Linked DNA regions of Homo sapiens: region 1 is linked to region 2. A link is an interaction called in ENCODE POLR2A ChIA-PET data of the cell type or tissue named here. Cell type or tissue: Panc1. All regions are shown on one strand.

Region 1 (2,500 bases), 98 kb after region 2:
TAATAAAATCCTGCAATCTAGAGGTGGAGAGACCAAGCAAGGACACTTGAGAAATTCTTCCCTGTTTTCCCCCAGGACTCCCCAGAAACAGCAGTATCTGAAGCCTGACCTTATTGAGGGCAGAGATCTTGTTTCATTAGTTATTGTTTCTTCTTTGCCGGTATGCAAGCCTGGCACAGTATAGGTGCCTGAAAAAAGGTTTGATGGATAGAAGGATGGGAAGTGTTTGGCCGGGCGCGGTGGCTCACGCCTGTAATCCCAGCACTTTGGGAGGCCGAGGTGGGCGGATCACGAGGTCAGGAGATCGAGACAGTCCTGGCTAACACAGTGAAACCCCGTCTCTACTAAAAATATAAAAAATTAGCCAGGCATGGTGGCAGGCGCCTGTATTCCCAGCTACTCGAGGCTGAGACAGGAGAATGGCGTGGACCCGGGAGGCGGAGCTTGCAGTGAGCCGAGATCGCGCCACTGCACTCCAGCCTGGGAGACAGAGCAAGACTCCGTCTCAAAACAAAAACAAAAACAAAAACAAAAAAAAGAAAGAAAAAAAAAACAAGGATGGGAAGTGTTTGATTAGTCAGACTGACAGATCAGGGTCAAAAGTCTCCAGGGGTACCAGTTACTGGCTAAAATCCTTAGATAAAGTATTTATACTCCTTAAACTTCAATTATTCTTTGTAAAATGGAAGATAATACTAAAACCTACTTCATTAGGGCACAGAATAGTAAACACTGAGTTATTATTAGTTATTTTTAAATTAAGCACATTTCCTGACTCCCCATTCAGAACCTGACCACCTTATTCATGGACTTGCTGTGAACTTGCTGTTAATGAACTTGGTTAAACATGGTCAAGTGTATGTATGTATATATTATCAGTACTGGCCTTCTCTATCTAAGAGGAATAGCAAGAAATTTAGAGACATTATTTGGACATTGATTTCTACTAACTCCACTGAATTAGATTCAGCCTTCACTTTTTGGGAAATGCACGGACACTGGGAAAGATGAAATGAAGAAGTTTTCCAGCATGATGTTCTTGTCTTTGGAGCTTAGCCTTACTTAGGTCTTAGAACAAAAACAAGTCGGTAGTTATTAGTTACTGTATCTCATTTTCCAAAACACACGTTTCTTTGTTACAGTCATTTACACATATTTTTGCATGCCACATTTTTGCTTTTGAGCTTTTGCTGAATCACTAAATGACCACCTTTCATGTTCCTAATGTATTAAAATTATCAGAGGATTCTTTGAGGATTAAATGTGTCAGTAAGGGTATTATTTTGAACAATGCGTAAAAGGTGAAGGCCAGCTGAAGAGGCCTTTTTGTTGTGAACAGAATAATATACTGGAATCTGAGGACTGCACTGTTATGAATGGATTATTTGGCTATGGAAAGAAGTTATTTTTAGGCACAGCATCCCTATAAGCCCTGAAGCTATGTGTTTTACAAACTAGAAATTATGCACTAAATAAAAATTACCAGATGTCAGTCTCTGTATGTGCCAAATGGCAAATGTGTAATGGTTCAGAGCCTGGAAGAAATGATGCTTATTTCTTTGCCATTCAAACTCAAAAGGGATAGCTGAGGTAGAGTGCTGTTGAAAAAATTGCAGTGTTTCCAGCTACCCAAAGATGTTACGAATTGTTATCTGAAAGGCTTTCATTCTTTCCCCTCATGGCTCGTTGTGTGTTTGTGGCATTACAAATGTAACCCACATATTTATTCTAATTTATTACATTCTTTCCTGAGGCTCCTCTTGTTCTTTTAAAGGGTCAGCAGATAACTTATTTTAAGAATCAACCTGGACACAGTATTCTAACAAAGGTCCAATACAGAGCTAAATAAATAATAGGAGTCATAGCCAGACACAGTGACTCACGCCTGTAATCCCAACATTTTGGGAGGCCAAGGCGGGTGGATTACCTGGTGGTGCATGCCTGTAGTCTCAGCTACTCAGGAGGCTGAGGCAGGAGAATCACTTGAACCCGGGACGCAGAGGTTACAGTGAACCGAGATTGCGCCACTGCACTCCAGCCTGGGCAACAGAGCGAGACCTCTATCTCAAAAATAAATAAATAAATACATTTAAAATATATATATATATATATATATATATATATATATATATATATATATATATATATATATTTATATATATTTCGTGACTTATATCTTGCACATACCAGCATACCTCATTAATTTTAATGTAACCATCCATTGGCTTCTCTTCTCTCCTTAGAAATTCGAGCTCAACTGGTAGAACAACAAAAATGCCTGGAGCAGCAAACGGAGATGCGAGTTCAGCTTCTCCAGGATCTGCAAGATTTCTTCCGAAAAAAAGCTGAAATTGAGACGGAATATTCCCGGAATCTAGAGAAGTTAGCAGAAAGGTTCATGGCAAAAACAAGAAGCACTAAGGATCATCAACAATACAAGTAAGAGATTTGAATCTAATTCACCTTTCCAAGGGTGATATCCATACTGCCTTTGCCACCT
Region 2 (2,500 bases):
AAAAAAGAAAATTAAATATTGACATTTTGCATATACAAAATTGTTGAACATGTAAAAATGCCTCTGGTACCGGAATATGTCTTCACACTGACAGCCCTACCCAAGACTTGTTCATCAATCCAGGAGGTATACCTCTATTTTGACATTTCCTTTAAAGGGAAATCCTTTTTTCTTTTTTCTTTTTTTTTTTTTGAGGCGGATTCTCGCTCTGTCGCCCAGGCTGGAGTGCAGTGATGCAATCTCGGCTCACTGCAAGCTCCACCTCCCGGGTTCACGCCATTCTCCTGCCTCAGCCTCCCGAGTAGCTGGGACTACAGGCGCCTGCCGCCACACCCGGCTAATTTTTTGTATTTTTAGTAGAGACGGGGTTTCACCATGTTAGCCAGGATGGTCTGCATCTCCTGACGTCGTGATCCGCCCGTCTCGGCCTCACAAAGTGCTGGGATTACAGGCGTGAGCCACCGTGCCCGGCCAAGGGAAATGCTTTTCAATGCATGCAATAAGGTGTAGGAGAGCAGGCCAGGCGCGGTAGCTCACGCCTGTAATCCCAGCACTTCGGGAGGCTAGGCGGGCGGATCACTTGAGGTCAGGAGTTTGAGACCAGCCGGGCCAACATGGTGAAACCCCGTCTCTACTAAAAATACAAAAATTAGCTGGGTGTGGTGGCGCATGCCTGTAATCCCAGCTACTCGGGAGGCTGAGGCAGGAGAATCGCTTGATCCCAGGAGGCAGAGGTTGTAGTGAGCCGAGATCATGCCACTTCACACTCTAGCCTGGGTGATGGAGTAAGACTCCGACTCAAAAAAAGGAAGTATGGAGAGCATTAGTCACTGAGACGTCTACATGTCATAGTGGAATATAAATCCTTTTGGATTCCTACATTGTTTGAGTAGATTTTTTAAATTTTGTATATTTTTAAATTGATGCATTGTAGTTATACATATTTATTGGGTACAATTTGATGTTTCAGTACATACCTGTGTTGTATAATGATCTAGCCAGGGTAGTTAGTGCGCCCAGCACCTTATGTATTTATTGTTTCTTTGTGGTGAGAACATTCAAAAGCCTCTCTTCTAGCTATTTGGTAGTATGCATGCAGTATTTTACTGTTAACTGTAATCACCCTGCTGTGCAGTAGAACACCAGAATTTATTCCCCGTACCTAATTGTAACTTTGTACCCATTGACCAACCTCTCCCCTCTTCCCGCTTCCCAGTCTCTGGTCACCACCATTCTTTTTTTTTTTTTTTTTTTTGAGATGGAGTCTTGCTCTGTCGCCCAGGCTGGAGTGAAGTGGCGCGATCTCGGCTCACTGCAAGCTCCACCCAGGTTCAAGGCCATTCTCCTGCCTCAGCCTCCGGAGTAGCTGGGACTACAGGCGCCCGCCACCACACCCAGCTAATTTTTCTGTATTTTTAGTAGAGACGGGGTTTCACCGCATTAGCCAGGATGGCCTCGATCTCCTGACCTCGTGATCCGCCCGCCTCGGCCTCCCAAAGTGCTGGGATTACAGGCGTGAGCCACCGCACCCACCATTCTTATTTGAGTAGATTTTAAAAATCCACTAAAGTTTATGGAGGCTGTTTAGGAAAAACTCTCAAACTGTTTTTCCTCTACTCTCACACTACAACAATCAACACAGAAGACTTCCGTGACCAAATGTGTGAGAGTTTTTCCCCACCAACAAGCAGCAGACACCAGGAAGTCCAGGCCTCCAGAACCTCTGACCAACCAGATTCAACTTGGGGTTCTTATGACTTTCCTTTTTTGGTTCAATTAATTTGCTGGAGTGGCTCACAGAACTTAGGGAAACACGCTTACTGGTTTATTATAAAGGATATTACAAAGGATACAGATGAAGAGATGCCAAGGGCGAGGTATGGAGTAAGGCACGCAGAGCTTCCATGCCTTCCCTGGGCACCACGCTCCAGGAACCTCTACATGTTCAGCTGTCCAGAAGCTCCCCACACTCTCTTGGGTTTCTGTGGAGGCTTCATTACATAGGCATGATTGACAACCATGTAGAAATGTGATTGAACAAAAAGGGTATGATCTCAGACTAACAGACTGAGTGGAGGAATCCAGCAAGGCTTGTCTGTTTAAATTCTTCTTGGCCTCTCTGTACAGCATTCTTTCCTTGAAGGTACGGGGCAAGACCCTCTCAGGAATGAGAGTTTTTTGACCCACAATCAGGTTAGAGTCCTGCCTGGGCAAGTAGAAGAAAAACAGGAGAAGTTCAGAGAGAGAGATTCTGTTTTCTAGGGTCTGCTCCTGATGCCTGAAGTGCCCCAAGGCTATAACAAATGACTGCACCAAGGGCTATTGGAAGTTATGAGCCAGGAACCATGGATGAATGCCTACACACACACAAAATCATAATATCACAGAGACCAACTTTCACTTTTCTCCTGCTGTTGTGCTATGTAGAATCATCGGTGGGAAGAAAAGCATTTTGCTATTTCAAATGTCCTCATATCCGAACTGATCATGGATAATATGT

The links. Peaks named below come from ENCODE experiments on the same cell type or tissue, not always from the same donor. Only the 100,000 strongest peaks of a DNase experiment are listed, where the experiment ranks them.
Region 1: POLR2A ChIA-PET joins it to region 2 with 7 read pairs; 4 of 35 experiments call an interaction of 5 or more read pairs at or near these places.

Annotation. Positions count from the first base shown.
Region 1 is chr12:63,981,704-63,984,203 of GRCh38, forward strand. SRGAP1 (SLIT-ROBO Rho GTPase activating protein 1) reads left to right here. Exons shown (of 22, transcript NM_020762.4): 2 at 2,244-2,439. Among named protein-coding and RNA genes, the nearest start is that of SRGAP1, 140 kb to the left of the region's middle. In Panc1, no CTCF peak of the experiment used is centred here; no DNase peak of the experiment used is centred here; H3K27ac peaks cover 1,486 bases.
Region 2 is chr12:63,883,485-63,885,984 of GRCh38, forward strand. All of the region lies in intron 1 of SRGAP1 (SLIT-ROBO Rho GTPase activating protein 1), which reads left to right. Among named protein-coding and RNA genes, the nearest start is that of SRGAP1, 40 kb to the left of the region's middle. In Panc1, no CTCF peak of the experiment used is centred here; no DNase peak of the experiment used is centred here; H3K27ac peaks cover 367 bases.